Linked DNA regions of Homo sapiens: region 2 is linked to region 1. A link is an interaction called in ENCODE POLR2A ChIA-PET data of the cell type or tissue named here. Cell type or tissue: A673. All regions are shown on one strand. Links, peaks and the distances in the headings refer to the core of each region. The heading gives the core; the rest is flanking DNA. Region 1 overlaps FMNL2 (formin like 2). Region 2 overlaps FMNL2 (formin like 2).

What was found. ChIA-PET counts read pairs that join two places held together with the same protein. Peaks named below come from ENCODE experiments on the same cell type or tissue, not always from the same donor. Only the 100,000 strongest peaks of a DNase experiment are listed, where the experiment ranks them.
Region 2: POLR2A ChIA-PET joins it to region 1 with 15 read pairs; 4 of 35 experiments call an interaction of 5 or more read pairs at or near these places.

Annotation. Positions count from the first base shown.
Region 1 is chr2:152,600,835-152,609,174 of GRCh38, forward strand. FMNL2 (formin like 2) reads left to right here. Exons shown (of 26, transcript NM_052905.4): 10 at 6,505-6,579. Among named protein-coding and RNA genes, the nearest start is that of PRPF40A, 110 kb to the right of the region's middle. In A673, for the core only: no CTCF peak of the experiment used is centred there; a DNase peak (open chromatin) is centred at 5,057.
Region 2 is chr2:152,534,186-152,542,525 of GRCh38, forward strand. All of the region lies in intron 2 of FMNL2 (formin like 2), which reads left to right. Among named protein-coding and RNA genes, the nearest start is that of PRPF40A, 180 kb to the right of the region's middle. In A673, for the core only: no CTCF peak of the experiment used is centred there; a DNase peak (open chromatin) is centred at 3,266; H3K4me3 peaks cover 790 bases; H3K27ac peaks cover 1,383 bases.

The DNA.
Region 1 (8,340 bases), core at 122-8,121:
GGATTTCATAGCTTCACAATCAGGAGTGAACCAGATGGGGCAAGAGAGTGGTTTGACCTTTATGTTTGGTATTCAGGGCCAGCACAGCCAAGTGCATTCCTCTGAATTTGTTTCTGTGGAGCTTCCATGCCAGTCAGCTTGGCCATATCATGTTCTATTGCCATGCTAGATGAGAATTTTAGACGTTCAAGAATACTGAGGGAGAGAATTTTTTTCAAATTTTTTATTTGCAATGAAACCTTTTTTTCCCCTCAAAAGCAATCTTATCAGACAACTAAGTAAGTATAAGAAAGAAGATCTGGATAGTGAGGGTAGAATTCTCAAGAACCTTACTTAGGCTTTCCCTTTCTCGGCCAAGCCCCTGACTTGGAATTCCCCCTTACTCCCAAAGCTCTGTAACCCATATAGTTTCTTCTCCTTTATTTCCTCTGTAACCCTGATGGCTTTCTTTCTTTTCTTTTCTTTTTTCTTTTTTTTTTTTTTTGAGATGGAGTCTCGCTCTGTCACCCAGGCTGGAGTGCAGTGGCACGATCTCGGCTAACTGCAACCTCCATCCCCCAGGTTCAAGCAATTCTCCTACCTCAGCCTCCTGAATAGCTGGGATTACAGGCGCCTGCCACGACGCCCAGCTAATTTTTGCATTTTTAGTAGAGACTGGTTTTCACTACCTTGGCCAGGCTAGTCTCGAACTCCTGACCTCAGGCAATCCGCCCACCTTGGCCTCCCAAAGTGCTGGGATTACAGGCATGAGCCACCGCGCCGGCCGATTGCTTTCTTAAAGTATGGCTTGCAAACCAGTAGTATTATCTAAGGCTCTCTTTTCTTTTCTTTTCTTTCTTTTTTTTTTTTTTTTGAGACAGAGTCTCACTCTGTCACCCAGGCTAGAGTGCAATGGTGTGACCTTGGCTCACTGGAACCTTCACCTCCCAGGTTCAAGTGATTCTCCTGCCTCAGCCTTCCTAATACGTGGGATTACAGGCGCCCGCCACCATGCCCAATTAATTTTTGTATTTCTAGTAGAAACGGGGTTTCACCCTGTTGGCCAGGCTGGTCTCAAACTCCTGACCTCAGGTGATCCACCTGTCTCGGCCTCCCAAAGTGCTGGGAGTACAGGTGTGAGCCACTGCACCTGGCCTAAGGCTCTCAACTTGATAGATGTGAAAACTGAAGTCCAGGGTTGTTTGCTGAATGGTCCAAGCTAACAACAGGGTAGTGGCTGAACTGTGACTTATAACCCAGGTTTTACAGTCTTGTCTAATGTGCCACATAGTCCCATTTCTACCCTTATAGCCCTTTACCCCCATCAGTCTTAGAGCTTGAAGGTGCAAAGAGAGGCAGTTGTATTAGGCAGGACCCCACAGGGATGGGCAGATAGGTGGCTGTGTTAGCAGACTGAAGTCTCTGGTCCAGGATTGGAGCCTGATCATTTTTACATTAACTGGGATCGTGAATTTATTCACTTGCAGCCGGTTTATAGATGATTTATAATGAAGATGCCTCTTGGTTTTCAGTAGGGTACATACTTTTCCAGGGCATATACTTTTATTTGTCTGCTGGTTTACTTAATTGCTGGTAGCCCCAGCTGCTAGCAGTAGTAGTCTAATTCCTGATAGGGCAGTCCAGTGCACAGAAGGGCTCCTTGCCGCTCTGCTCGGCTCAGTTTTTCTGTAGCTCTTAAACTTTCTCCCCACCCCACTTAATAGAGTACATGTTATTGATTTGGAAACTGGTATCAAAGCTGGTGGGAGAACGAGATATACCAGTGAATATAAAAGTCAAGAATGACACGTTTCAGCTGCAAGAATATAGCTTTTTTATTAAAAAGTTTTTGCACCGTGTATTATCTGGCCTTTGTGGGCAGATGGAAGTGATGCCCATCAATATAGAATGTGTAATGATGTACACGTGCAAATATGCTCCTGGCTCTTAGAAACGTTTTGATGAAGCGCTCGAGTTCATTCCCATGCAGGCCAATGCATGGATTCTGAAAATAACTGAAAATTAGTGTCTCGTTCCTTTCATCCTCACCGATTTTCTAAAGAGGCCACCGCAAAGGAGAGAGCATGTTCCACCATGATGGTCCTGTTTCACCCAGTGCGTGGGGGTGCTCCAGATGTGAGCAGTATGAACGAAGACAACTTTCCTTTGATGTGGGACACAACTTTTACCAACCTTCCCCAAACATATCTTCCTGTTTCCTGTGGGATTGTAGTGTACACTTGTTTAATGATTGCTAAAGTAATGGAGAAACAAATGTGAATCTGGCCTGCATGCTTCCTTTCCTTCCTCAGAAACAAAGTGGGGCTCTGGAATCCTTGCTGTGCCTGTGGAATGTGTCAGGAAACACAACCCTGAGTTCATTAGTTGAGATTGGCAGCAAAGCAGCCTTGGGTCTGGTGGAGCTGTGGTAGTAGGGGTCCTTCTAGTCCTTACCATGGAGAGTGGTCACTCTGTTGCTTTCAAGGTTTCCCAAAGCCGGCATTTGTATTCATAATGTCATTTTGTGCATTTGGGTTATTTTCGCCAAGTTCATAGCAGCTGTAAATAAGAAGATATTTAAGTCTGTTTTTTTTTTTTTTTTTAAGATTAGAGGTATTTCTCTGTTTTGTAACGCACATGTTCTCAGTAGGGATTTGTCTGTTGACAGAATGAGGGCTCTCTAAAGAAACACATATATTCAAGGCTCTTCTTAACATCTACTTCAGGTCTATCTGCCAGGCTAGTGATGTGTTTTTTGGGATCCTTATCCACCATGAAATCTAGTGTTGCTTGTTCTATATTTGATGCCATCTTTTAAAGTAACAGGCTATGAGTAGTTTGTTGCCGTCCACATGTGCTTTTCCAGCCATTCAAAACCTTTTTTTTCTAAGACCCAACATGCACCCCTTGATTATTTTTGGGTTACCTTATTATTCATTGCACTTATGCAGGGGCAGTGGGTCCATTCCTGCGGCATTCCTATGATATCCAATTATAGTAACTGTGTTTGTGTTGCTCAGTTAGAAGTTGAATGAGCTGGAGATTTAATGATCTAGTTAATCAGTTTATAATTGGTAATCAGAAAGACTGAGGGTTTAATCAGCCAGTGTGATATCATATGAGCCATTGGTTCCCAGATGCTGGTCCAACAACCACAAGTATTCACAGATTTCTAGGCCCATCTGGGGAGATTCTTATTCAGTATGTCTCAATATAGACTCTAGGAATCTATCATTTTTCGAGGTTCCATGGAAGTTTCTGGTGCAGGGATGTCAAAGTATGCATGGTATAATGACTATGTCTTTTAGTGATAATGTTTTTCATCTCTGTGTGTCTCAGATACTGCTGGAATGCCTTAACTACCTTCTTTAATGGAATATGTTTATATGGGCATTCTGGGCTATGTGGGAGAAGGAACCTCAGGCTGGCCATCGGGGACCTGGTTCTAGCCTTGGTTCTGCCACTCTCTCAACCTTTCATCAGGTTAGAGAAGTCTAATCTCTGTGTAGGTCTAATTCATAAATTGAGAGCATCAGATTATGCAAAAGGCATTTTTCAGCTTTCTAACATTCTTCGAAGAGCTTTGCCTCCCTAGGAATTGCTTTTGTTGTCACTGTTCACGAACAGCTGTTGCCTCATTTAGTTTAGCGTGTGCCTAGCCCCTCAACCAAACATGAATCACGGTCTGCTTCTCAGGAGAGCTGGTAGCTCTCCCCGAATTCAGGATGGCCTCTTTTCCTCTTCTGTTACTGCCACTACCAATCACCCACAACAAGACCAAAGTACACTGTTTTTTTTTTGAGACAGAGTCTCACTTTGTCGCCCAGGCTGGAATGCAGTGGTATGATCTCGGCTCACTGCAACCTCTGCCTTCTGGGTTCAAGCAATTCTCCTTCCACAGCCTCCCAAGTAGCTGGGATTACAGGTGCATGCCACCACTCCTGGCTAATTTTTGTATTTTTAGTACAGACGGGGTTTTACCATGTTGGCCAGGCTGGTCTCAAACTCCTGACCTCATGTTATCTGCCCACCTCGTCCTCCCAAAGTGCTGGGATTACAGGCGAGAACCACCGTGCCCAGCCTGTATTGGGGTTTCTGCTAAAGAAAATTCACATTGCAGTTCTGACCTTTCGTATAAAACCTCAGGGTTTTTTACCCACAGATCCCTTTTTGCAGGCAAGAGATGCTTGTCTCTTTGGGCGTAAGATGTGACTGATGTCATAGTCTAGGGAGCTGGGCCTGTACTGCCTCACCCCCTTCAACAAACCTTTCATTTCCAGGAACTTGCTGTAGATTGTCTAGGGGGGCCAGCTGAGGAGGGGGGCAGAACATGGTAACCCCTTAAATCTCTGGTTGTCAGCCATTGTGGAGCATCAAAATGATCCATAGTGCTTTTAAAATTGTGCATGCCCGTGTCCCCCCAGCACCACCTGGGCCAATTGAATCAGACTCTCCAGTGTGGGACTGGTCATGTGTGTGCGTCTGTGCGTGTGCGTGTGTGTGTGCGTGTGTGTGTGTGTATTTTTGAGACAGGGTCTTGCTCTGTTGCCCAGGCTGGTGTATGGCATGATCATGGCTCACTGCAGCCTCGACCTCATGGACTCAAAGTATCCTCCCACCTCAGTCTCCTGAGTAGCTGGGACTACAGGTGCGTGCCACTGCACCTGTCTGATTTTTTAATTTTTATTTTCAGTACAGACATGGTTTCATTATTTTGCCCAGGCCAGTCTTGAACTCTGGGGCTCAAGCGATCCTCCCGCTTTGGCCTCTCAAAGCCCTGGGATTACAGGTGTGAGCCACCATGTTAGGCCAATTTTAAAGACTTTACTTTAGACTCTACCTTCCATGCACTGTCCCTCTGCATTCTGAAATTATTTTTTGTTAAGTCAGGTATAAATAAATTTTCACGGAGAGTTGTCATGAAAATGCAGTAAATGGTGGTCTGAATCTGTTGGAAATACTGCTTTGAGACTAGGAGGCCCTCAGAGGCTGAAGGCTGTTCACTTTAACGTTCCCAGCGTATGGTTTAGAGATGGCCACCACTAAGGATTTACCCCCGGTGGTGCCTGTCTACCATGGTTTAATGCTTCATCATGGAGAACAGGAAGTCATTCATCGTTTTGTGAAGTGAATTTTAACATAATTACTCATTTATCTTCTATTCAGTGCAATTTAACAAATACGATTGGGAACTTACAATGTACTAAGCATTGATGTAGATGCTATGTAGTGAACTAAACAGAATTCCTGCCTTCGTGGGAATTTCTCTTCACCAAAATATATATATATTCACTTGGAGTTTCACACGACTGAATTAAATGGCTGCATTATGAAATAACATTTTAGAAGAATTTTTGAGGATTGACCTGAGTTATCCCTAAGATCACAAATGGAATCAGAAAATTTGGAGTTTAGCATGTGAAACCTGGATTAAATTAGCAAAATGTTAACCAAGGGACTGTGTCTTACTAATGCAGCAAATAGTCAGGAGTGGTTTGGAGAAATATTTTCTGAAGGTGAAATGAATAAACCAGTGGGTATAGGACTTTGCCCCAAAAAAGTCAACCAAGGACATTGACAGAATTAAAGTTTGTCCTTTGACTTTAAAAATAAGTCTTCAGAGCTGGGTATGGTGGTGCCTGCTTGTAGTCCCAGCTACTTGGGAAGCTGAGGCAGGAGGATTGCCTGAGCCCAGGAGGTTGAGACTGTAGTGAGCTATCATTGTGCTACCACATTCCAGCTTGGAATCTAAAATTTAAAAAAAAGAAAGAAAAAAAGTCCCCAGAGAGTCATTTGATAGAAATCTTTTTTGACTCTTTTTTTTTTTTTTTTTTTTTTTAGCTCCATGTATTTTATTTCATGTATATGCAAATACCTTTGGGCCCTGGAGTTACCAGTATTTTATGTTTGTTTCATCTGATCAATGAAAACATTAATTAGCTGAATGCATATGTTTCAGGATTCTGGGATGCTACTTCACAAATTACTGCAGATTTCTATACTCACCTTAAATGGGTTAATATAGCTTCCACGGTGTCTATTTCTGTATTGTAGTTTATGCACTGAGATTTTTTGATTCAGTTATACATATGAACATTTTAAATGTGCCTTTTAAAGAATTTAAATACTCATATCTTTTTGCATGTCTTTTTTCCTTTTTACAAAAGGAAGCTATGGTCGTTTTTTTTTTTTGTTTTTTTTTTTTTTTTTTACCATGACTGCATTCTTGGATTCCAAATGTATGCTAAAAAATTCGTGAGACTGCAAAGGCAACCAATGAAAGAAAAACACATTTGATATGGATTTCAAAATATCAAGAGAATCTGGAAAGGAAACCAAGATCAGCTTTTGGTTGCAGCTCATATGGCTGTTTGTGAGTTAACTAGCTTAGAAGGGAAGTAAATAGTTTATGAGAGAGAAAAAGATAGATATTCTGGAAATCATTATTAAGCTGAAATTTCTGCATCTAATTTTGGAATGTTTATGTTTAGAAAGTCACATGCACAATGAAAATGTGTGTTTCAGGTTTGTGGAGAAAAACAGCGCTTTGAGAAGTTGATGGAACATTTCAGGAATGAAGACAATAACATAGATTTTATGGTGAGTTATTTCAGTATTCAATAAAGCAAACTCAGTTTCAATACTTTTTTTCTAAATACACACACACACACACACACACACACACACACACACATATTTATATTACAAAGGACAGGGAATTGCAATTAATATGCTATAGATCCAATCTAGAATGTCCCTCTTAATCTGTATTTCTCTTTGATTTCCATTTTATTCCTTACATACACGGTATAGTAAAGACAAAAGTACTAATCATAGCAAATAAAGGGGAAGCCGTGCAGTTGGAAACAGCCATGCCTGGTGCAAATGCTGCCATTGTTTAATTGTTGATGATGCTGCATAAGAATCCTTAAGGTAGAAGCAATCTTGACCTTTTTTATTTTTGCAGGCCCCTGCCAGTGCCCTTCTCCAGACTATATTCTTAAAAATTAAAGTGCTTTGGTTTGTAGAGTTGACTGTATGTATCTCCAAAATGAATATGCAGCAGTGATTTTTTTTTTCCTCCCTGATCTCTTTCCTGCTTTGGTAATTCTGTGAGGGTATAATCATATTGGGGCTGTCCTTGGCAGGTTAGGTGACATACAAGAACATGCGGTTCCACAGCAGTCCTGTCATTCTCGGGTAAGAACATCAAAGTGAGTTGCAGCACTTCTGCATTCATACACGTAAATCTTAATCTGGAAGGAAGATAGAATCTACCATAGTGAATTTCTCCAGAAGTTTTACGCTTGAGTGCACCCAGATCTGTAGGCGTTGACCCAATCCAGTTGCCCTAGGGAAATTCTAGACCCAGGAGATCCTAACCGGGCTGTAATTTCCCAGATCACTTCTAACCTGAAGCAGACGTACCAATGACTCCTTACCTTGCAGAGCCTATGCTTAGGATGCCAAGTGAATTTTTCATTTGAATTGCTTCAGTGATTATAAAACATGAAACATAGCTTTGCAGATTTCTAACCCTTTTTGTGAAAAAAAAAAAGAAAAAAAAAAAAAAAAAGTTTGGAGTCCTCAAGTTTTATATGCGTCTTAGCCCTCAGCCCCTTCCAAAACCAGTGAGAAAGATGAAATCCTTTATAGAGAAGATTTTCTGTTGCATAAAGCATGTTATTTGCTTTTCAAAGTGTGTGTGTCTATATATATATACTTTATATATATACATATATATGTATATATATGTGTCTATATACTTTATATATATACACACACATATATGAAACAAGGGACATTTTTACACTGACTTTTAAAATCTTGTTATTAGGATTTTTTAAAGAAGTTAAGGCTGATGCTGGCCCTGGTGATAAATACGTAAAGAGATTGGTGCCTTGTCTCATGATGTGAGTTTCTTTCTTGTGCCTTTTTAGGGGAACTTATTCATTCTGTTAGAGTTGAGGTTGCAAACTGTAGGCTTTCATGCTAAAGCCAACCTACAGGCTTATGAGTTCAGTCTGACAGTGATGACCCTACTTAAACAATTTGGACATGATGCATAAAAAATACACATCTGATTTGCTTGGAAACTGAAAATATTTGAGAACACTAGGCCCCTGTTCCTGCAGAGTGTCAGCTGCTGGAGCCAAGCAGCCCCTATTGCTTTAGTCCAAAGATGTCCTCTCTAGTTTGTCACAGTCCACACCATTCCCTTTGCGTGACACACAGCCCAGCCTGCTCATTTATGATACCTGCCAGACCTCCTTGCCATTTGAGTTTCTGCTGAAATTACAATTATATAAAGCCCTTTAAAACACCTGTACTATCCATACACAAACTAGGTTCCATTTTCTG
Region 2 (8,340 bases), core at 113-8,112, 67 kb before region 1:
ATGTTCACAAGCATGCTTTCTTTGCATGTATCAGACCCTTCGCACCACTTATTGATTTTAGTGGAAAGCAGCTTCTTTAGCTCCTCCCATGCTACTTGCTTTAAAGTTTCACTGACAATAAAACCGCCTCAGTGAATATTCCAGTTCAGTTTGATTCAGCTAGCACCTATTGAAGTTATGATAATTATACCCACAATTTGTACACTGTTTGAATTGAGGCCAATGGAGTTTCAGATAAGCCAATTAATTTAACTGTAGTCAGAAAAGCAATTCTTAAAATCGGAGCTTGTAATTTAAAAAAATTCTTGAGTAATTGAAAATATTAGTGCTCTTGAATTGCCTAATGGTTTCTACAAGAACTCTTAAGGCTTATTTTGTCTTTTTTTTTTTTTTTTTTCCTGATCAGATTTTGAACTCTGTTCTCTCCCAACCCCTAATGTTTTATTTGTATGATACATGACCATCTCTGGGGACTCTGAAAGATCATCTGTACTTTCTTTTTGTTTGAAAGGCATTCCTAAGTAAGAGGAGTAGGATTAAAGAAACCTACTCAATATTACGTATTAGAAAATGAGTTATAGGATGTTTTGGTCAGGAAAGACTCATTGAACTAGAATAAATTCTCGCTAGTCTAAATAAAAGAAAGCATTTGGAAAAGTCTCATCAGAGGTTATTTTCAGTCTGAGAGCTGTAATGGAACACTTGGAAAGTTGTCCTTTCCTCTTCAACTAGCAAAATGATTTCATATTCAGAGCTGAAGAATGTTTTGAGGCTCTCCAAGAAACTATGGCTGTGGAATGAATCTGTCGTGCTGATTTTCAAGTCCAGTCTAGCGCAGAAATGGCCAACTTTAAAAGTTGGGAACGGAGGAAAGAGGTACACAGTATTAATCATGCACGTTTTCACTATTCAAGACTCCTTGTTGTCTGTCCTGTATTCCTAACCTATTATTTGACATCCACTGTCGTTTGTTCTGACTTACCATTTAGATCCTTTGTGCAATTTTCATAAACTGGATTACTAGAACTCAGCTAAACCTCTTGAAGTTACTACCACATATCCCTCCTTTCTCTGCTTTTGTTCCCATGTTCCTGATCTGGAAAACTCCTCTGTCTCCTGCCTCTTATACTGTCCCAGGATATCTGTGCACTGCCTGCCTTCCAAAATTCAATTCAAAAGCCACTTTCTCCAGGGAGGTTCCTTTGATCATCTCAGTTGGGAAGAGCCTCACCTTTCTTTGAACTTTGAGAGGATCACATATGGCTCTTATCATATTCTACTTTGTATTACAACTATGTCTGTTGCATCTCAGAGATGAGATTTAATACTTTGCAATTGAATTTATTTCTTTTTGTGCTTTTTACAGTGTCTTCTGTAATGTGTTCTGGATAGGTGAAAGAGTAAAAAGCCTTTTTTAAAGTTTTCGTGTTAGTGCCTGGAAACAGGGGATCCAAACATGTTAGTAAGATTTAAAATGTTCAGAGGCAGGGGCTTGTTTAGCAAGATGTTTTCATCCAATAATGACCACTGGGATCCCTCTAAATAGTAGCCCAGCTGGCACTAGCTTCCTCTGGTAGTCATTATACAAATTAGAATCTCATCTGAACTTGCCTTCTTGGCCATCTATTATAGTCAGTAGGCAGAGACTTAATACTTTTTCATTTTCTGTCAATTGTCCTCTCCTATCTCACCATCCCCAACATGCTCATACGCATACTTTCTGTAGATGGGGAAGTCCGCCAGCTACTCTGAAATTTCAGAATTTTTATTTTGGGGGAAACAATGAGCATGCATTCTTTTGGGGACTTTGGTTCTCTCAGTTCTTTGGGAATCCAGGTCTATTTGTGTAAATCATTTTTTATTTGTATAAATGGTTAGCCCTGGGAGGGCAAGGTGTTAGGGCTTACCTCAGGCCCTCCTGTTTAGGGATGCTGATTGGTCTTGGCAACCCTCTCCCCTCTTCTAGCCCACCCTGCACCACGCAGGTGCACTGTTCTTGGCCTCTTCCGTGTTGGATAAATCATTTCTGTCCATATACAATATTATTGCAACATTTTATTTTCATCTTTTCCTCTCCCTGTTACTTGTGTCAGCATTATCTATTTTAGAGGGTAAAACCCTTGAGGATATGAATTATGTCTGTCAGCTTAACTCTGAAGAGTACTTAGCACTAAGCTAAATCTTACAAATTAGTACTTACTAATAGCAATAGTGCTGGTTGTAATATTGGCTCATTTAGAGACTGCAGTTTGCCTACTCAGCCTTTGGAAAGGATGCCCAACTACTTCCAGCTTCCAGGAAGAAAACATTCAAGTGTAGTGACATTATGTGAACAAAAACAACGCCCTTTAAATTGTTACTATCTAAAATGAATTATTTTAGGATCAAGATAATAAAACATTAATACTCACATAATGATGGTGACATCTAATTCATCCCTGAGGATGTTCAAGCAGTTTATGTAGCTCTGCTAATACACCACTGAAATAGAGCCAGTGACTGTGTGGCTATACCAAACGGGAGAGAAACTCAACAGTGTGTGCCCTGAGAGCCATTCATCCCCTGAGATTTCTATTTTCAGATGTCATGTTATAATTTCTTTCCTTAAGCCTCAGAATATGAAGGTATAAGATAAACTGGAATGGAATTCTTGTTTGATTGTGTATCCAAATGTGATTTATGGAGCGGAAATGCTTATAACATGCTTGTTCTGAGTCTAGCTCACACCAAATTAACCCCAATTAATTTCTCATGTAATTGGATAGAGAGGATGTAAAAGATCAGAAATGCTAAGCTAGATGAGTGGAATGTCCAAATTTCAAACCTTTACACAGAAAGGCTTTCAATGACAAACTCTATTAGATTTAAGTGGAGAAAGAGGAGGAGGACATGTAGGGAGAGGACGAACCAAAGAAACAGTTCAGCTTGTTAGAAAGAACTTAAGTCTGCCTGCCTGTGTCTAGTAGAAAAGGCTATGTTGTAGCATAGCTGATGAATTCTGTTTGCTGTGACTTACCTAATTAATTTACTACACCCCTGTCACAGCCCGTCACTTAGTTCTTTTCACAATGGTCTAGTTTCCCACCTTGGGTTGCAGTAGACTTGGTCATTAAGTGGAGTCCAATAAGTGTTTTGTTTTTTCCTTGTCTGCAAGGCAGGTATGTGTATAGGCAGCCTAACGTTCCAGGCAACCAGTAGGGAAAGAGGAAGCTAACATACGCCTTAGGGGATTGGGTTAATGAGGAAACGTATGGTTATGAAAGGCATTAGACGGCTTTAGATCTACGAGAGACACAGCTGCGGCTCATCAGCAAATGTTCTTTGGCTCTGACGTGAGCTTGACTAACTTATGTCTACTGAACCTGCTGGGGTACATCCTGTAGAGTGTGCTTATAGTCTCTTTGTTTACTTTTACATTTAAAAGTTACCCTTAATTTATGAAAGAAGTGACTTGTATGTGACATTTTTAAAAAGTTTAATTCTTTGAACATTGTTGAAGATCAACTGTGTGCCAAGTATTCTTTTACATACTGGGACTCAATGAAGAATAGAACATGTTTCCACCCTTTAAAAAATGTTTATACTATTAAATTCAAGATGAGCATGCTTATTATAGTGTAGTAAAATGAACAAGCATCAGAAAAAGTCAGAAAACTGTGTTTGAACAACAGAAACATTGGGAAAATACATCAGAGACCTTACACATACACACACACACACACAGTATATGATTTCAGGTAAGTCATTTAATCTTTAAGCCTCAGTTCCCTCATCTGCAAAATGGAGATAATATCTACTTGCCAGATATAGAAGCTTGAGTGAGCTAAGAGGTCTAAAGAATGTGATAAACTGTGAAGTATCACTGAAAGATAAGTTAAAAATCAGAGAAACAAAAAGTACTGCCCCACATGAAAAGTTAATTGTATTTGAAATATCTCACTAAAAGATATTTGAAGAATCATCTACATGATGGATTGCACGTAGCTGCTAAAGGCAAGGAGTTACGAATTACATTACTTCTAAATTAACCAGTTCAGGGAAGAGGAAGAGGAGGATTAAAATTCATTATCTGGAATATTTTATATGAGGTTTTTTTTTTTTGTTTGTTTGTTTTTTGAGATGGAGACTCTGTCGCCCAGACTGGACTGCAGTGGCATGATCTCAGTTCACTGCAAGCCCCACCTCCTGGGTTCAAGTAATCCTCCTGTCTCAGCCTCCCAAGTAGCTGGGATTACAGGCACGCGCCACCACGCCTGACTAATTTTTGTATTTTTAGTAGAGGTGGGGTTTCACCACGTTGGCCAGGCTGGTCTCAATCTCCTGACCACAGGTGATCCACCTGCCTCAGCCTCCCAAAGTGCTGGGATTACAGGCGTGAGCCACTGCACCCAGCTGTATTTTTATGAGTTCTTAAATAAAACTCATATAAAACTTTCATGGGAACCATGAAAGAAGGAGAGAGGGAGAGGGAGAAGAGAAAAGAAAACTCGGCCTACATCCAGGGACCCAAATAAAAGTGTTATGGAGGAAGAATACAAAGCCCCAACTGTTTTTGTAAAACTTGGGGTTGCCTGTCTAATATCTAAAGGAACCACTGTTTGAGTTATAAATTCAGCACCTGATTTGCCAAACCTTTTCTCTCTGTTTCAATGTGGCCAATTTGAACAACAGAAACATTGGGAAAATACATAAGAAAATTTCAGCACCTTGCCAAACACATTTATTTTGAAGGACTTCAGATGGATTATGGGCATCCTATTTATTTGAATTAATATATTTTTCCCTCTAAATATTAGAATTTTAGATATTGTATTAAAAGTCGAAACTGCTTTGGTTGGCAGTCTTCCATTACCCACACTTTTAAAACTGCTTCATATCCCATGTTATTTTCAGGACCTCGTTGCCTGCTTGCTTGACATCAATGATATAAGTACCTTTATTAAGTTACCAACTTGAGTTGCACTGTGTAGAAATGTTATTCTTTAGTCATGATGAGCTATCAAAATGAATTGAAAAGGCACCTCCAAAGTCTTGGTGATCTTGCTCCTTTTGATAGTTACCACCCCTCCATTGAGATTCCCAGCTTTTCTGTTCATTTTGATCCTCTTGCAAAAAGCACTCAAAATTGGCAGCTTCCATGACTCCATCTTCTAGAGGGTGGGTGGAATCAAGAGTGAACTTCAGAACCTTCTTTTTCTGTCTTCCTTCTCCCCATTTGCCACAAGCTTTTTCACGGGTTCCATGGCAGCAGTGGAGGTAGAAAGAGGAGATGGGCAGACTATGCCAAGGCAAATGGCCCCACCTGAGTTTTCTTAGAAGTGGATGCAATGTGGACCAACTGTGTTTTAAAGCATGAGGCTTCCTTATTTTCTCTTTCTTAATACATCAGTAAGCTGCTCAAACAAATGAAGAATATGTGGAATACAACGACAAATGCTAAATAAGCATATTTGAAAAAGTGTGAGTTTATTACATGTAGACCTTGTTCATAATTTCAAGTCCTAAGGAAATATAGTCCAGTCAACAGGACCAGCAAATGTATGTATTTGAGTAAGCCTTCTGAGTCGCCACAGTCCCAAATAGGAAATGAAAAAAAGCTGCCTTTACTGACTGTCAAAGATAGGGCTCACTAAATGAGTGAATGCTACTGCGTTACATGTGCTACTCCACCAAATTTTATTATTGTAAAAATAAAATTGAGCCCAGGAGTTCAATACCAGCCTGGGCAACATGGTGAGACCTTGTCTTTAGAAAATTAGCTGGGCGTGGTTGCCTGCACCTATAGATCCAACTTCTTAGGAGGTGGAATTAGGAGGATTGCTTGAACCTGGGAAGTCGAGGCTGCAGTGAGCTGTGATTGTGCCACTGCATTCCAGCCTGGGTGACAGAGTGAGACTCTCTCAAAAAAATTTTTTTTGAATAATTGGAATTATATTATTTAAAAGGATAATATTTATTTATATTCTGATATGTGTTTGGCATCAGCTGTTGTCATACATGAGGTTGGAAATAATGACTGGCTTCTAGATAGCTCATCAGTTCATTTTTCTGAGCTTCTTGTGATTATTTTAGCCCTCAGCTGGACTACTGCTAAATCCCCATGGCAATAGGATCCCCTCTGATTCCTTGGTGAGGTGATGGTGATTTAAAAAAAGTAGTTTATACACAGACACAGTGATGGCACTAGAGATGTTGAATAGTTGTGATTACTTAGAAATTGCTCTCGAGATAGAACATTTGAAGGAATAATTAGAAAAAGTGTGCTGTTCTTTTTTTAAAAGCAGCTTGATTGAGATAGAGTTCATATACTACAAAATTCACCCTGATTATTTTTAAATAAAGGGAAAATATTAATAGGTGTCCTACTACAAACCATTCCCCCTATTTTCAAGGATAAACAATAACAAATATAGATTTTAAATAATAAGATTATCTCATAGGTGGGAATTGAACAATGAGATCACATGGACACAGGAAGGGGAATATCACACTCTGGGGACTGTGGTGGGGTGGGGGGAGGGGGGAGGGATAGCATTGGGAGATATACCTAATGCTAGATGACGAGTTAGTGGGTGCAGCGCACCAGCATGGCACACGTATACATATGTAACTAACCTGCACAATGTGCACATGTACCCTAAAACTTAAAGTATAATTAAAAATTAATAATAATAATAAGATTATCTTTTCAGTATTATTACAGTGGCCTTTAGCATTTTAAAATCTACAAGCAAGCAAGGCTTCAGTGGACCATGCAGAATGTTGTGGTTCCCTGTGTTGGAGAAATACAAGTTTCTATGGGATAAACAAATGCATGCACATGCTGGCCAATTGTCAGAGTGAAATACCAAAAAATTCCGTTGTGGAGTAAGTGATAATCAGATTATAAAGAATTAAAGTAAGAAAATACCTTTTGGGTTGTACGTAGAAAAGAACATGATAAAGATTATCCTCATTTCTTTTTTTCTTTTCTTTTCTTTTTTTTGTTTTAGACAGGGTCTCGCTCTGTTACCCAGGCTGGAGTGCAGTGGCACGATCAGGGCTCACTGCAGCCTTAACCTCCCAGGCTCAGGTGGTTCTTCCACCTCAGTCTCCTGGATAGCTGGGACTACAGGCATGTGCCACCACACCCAGCTAATTTTTTGTATTTTTTGTAGAGATGGGGTTTCACCATGTTACCCAGGCTTGTCCTCATTTCTTGATGAATCTTTATTTTTCCTTTAGAGCTGATTTAAACTTTTTTTTGTGAGAAATATAGCATCTATATAGAAAAGGTAGTTAAGCCCGAGAACCAGCATAGTAAGTAGTATAAAGCCAGCACCTTTGTAACTGCTACTCAGATCAAGAAATAGAACTGCTGGCCTCTTAGGAATGTGCCATATTTCCCCCTTTGATTATGACTTTCCCCACTTCAGTCCTCCAACCATGACTTTCAGGCTGATCATCTCCAAGTACGCATATATACACACAATATAAAACCATATATCTATATGTATAGTGTTACCCCTTGAGTGTGTATCTGTAACCATTAAAGTTTAATGTCACCTATTTTATAAGTGTGAAGAAATGAAATCAGGTGTTCTTCTTGGCTCAGCATCAGGTTTGTGAGATCCATTCATAGGAGCATGCAGTACATGGCTTGTTTTCATTGTAATCTAGTATACCATTGTATGAACGTAAATATAAGTACTGGTTCATTTTATGGTTTGTGGACATGTGGCTTCTACCCAGGTTTTTACTGTTGCCTGTTCTGCTTTGGACATTAGGGTCTATAAAACCTGATACACGTGGCATGAATTTTTCAAAGTATGGTTCCTCTTTTGGCAGCATTAGCATAAAACGTGTTAGAAATGTTGATTCTTGGGCCCCACCTCTGACCTACATTCAGATATCACCTTGGACTGTATATTGTGTATGTTTATGCTTATTCCAGTGACTGCCTTTGCTCAGGATACTTTTGGATCTTCCAGGTTGGAATCCATTCATGTCGGCACACACATGTGTACCCATGCAAACATAACACTCCCACATTCCAGCAATTGACTCGTTGCTCATATTTGAAAAAAATTAGCTTTATCAGTTTGAGTCAAATCTTTTGTTATTTTCAAAGATAAAATAAATATCCAAAAGAGAAAGATTTGCCAACATTGAAGATATTCAAAAGAATATGCAAAAGATTGAAGACCTGCTGAAGGAGGACCTGAAACAGGTTGGGCAAAACACCATTCCTAGAATGGAAGCTGCAGGGCCCTACAGAGAAAGCAGTACTGACTCTGGAGTTGAGCAGATGTGGGTTCAAACCCACATGTACATGTGACCAGCAGTGTCATCAAAGAGAGT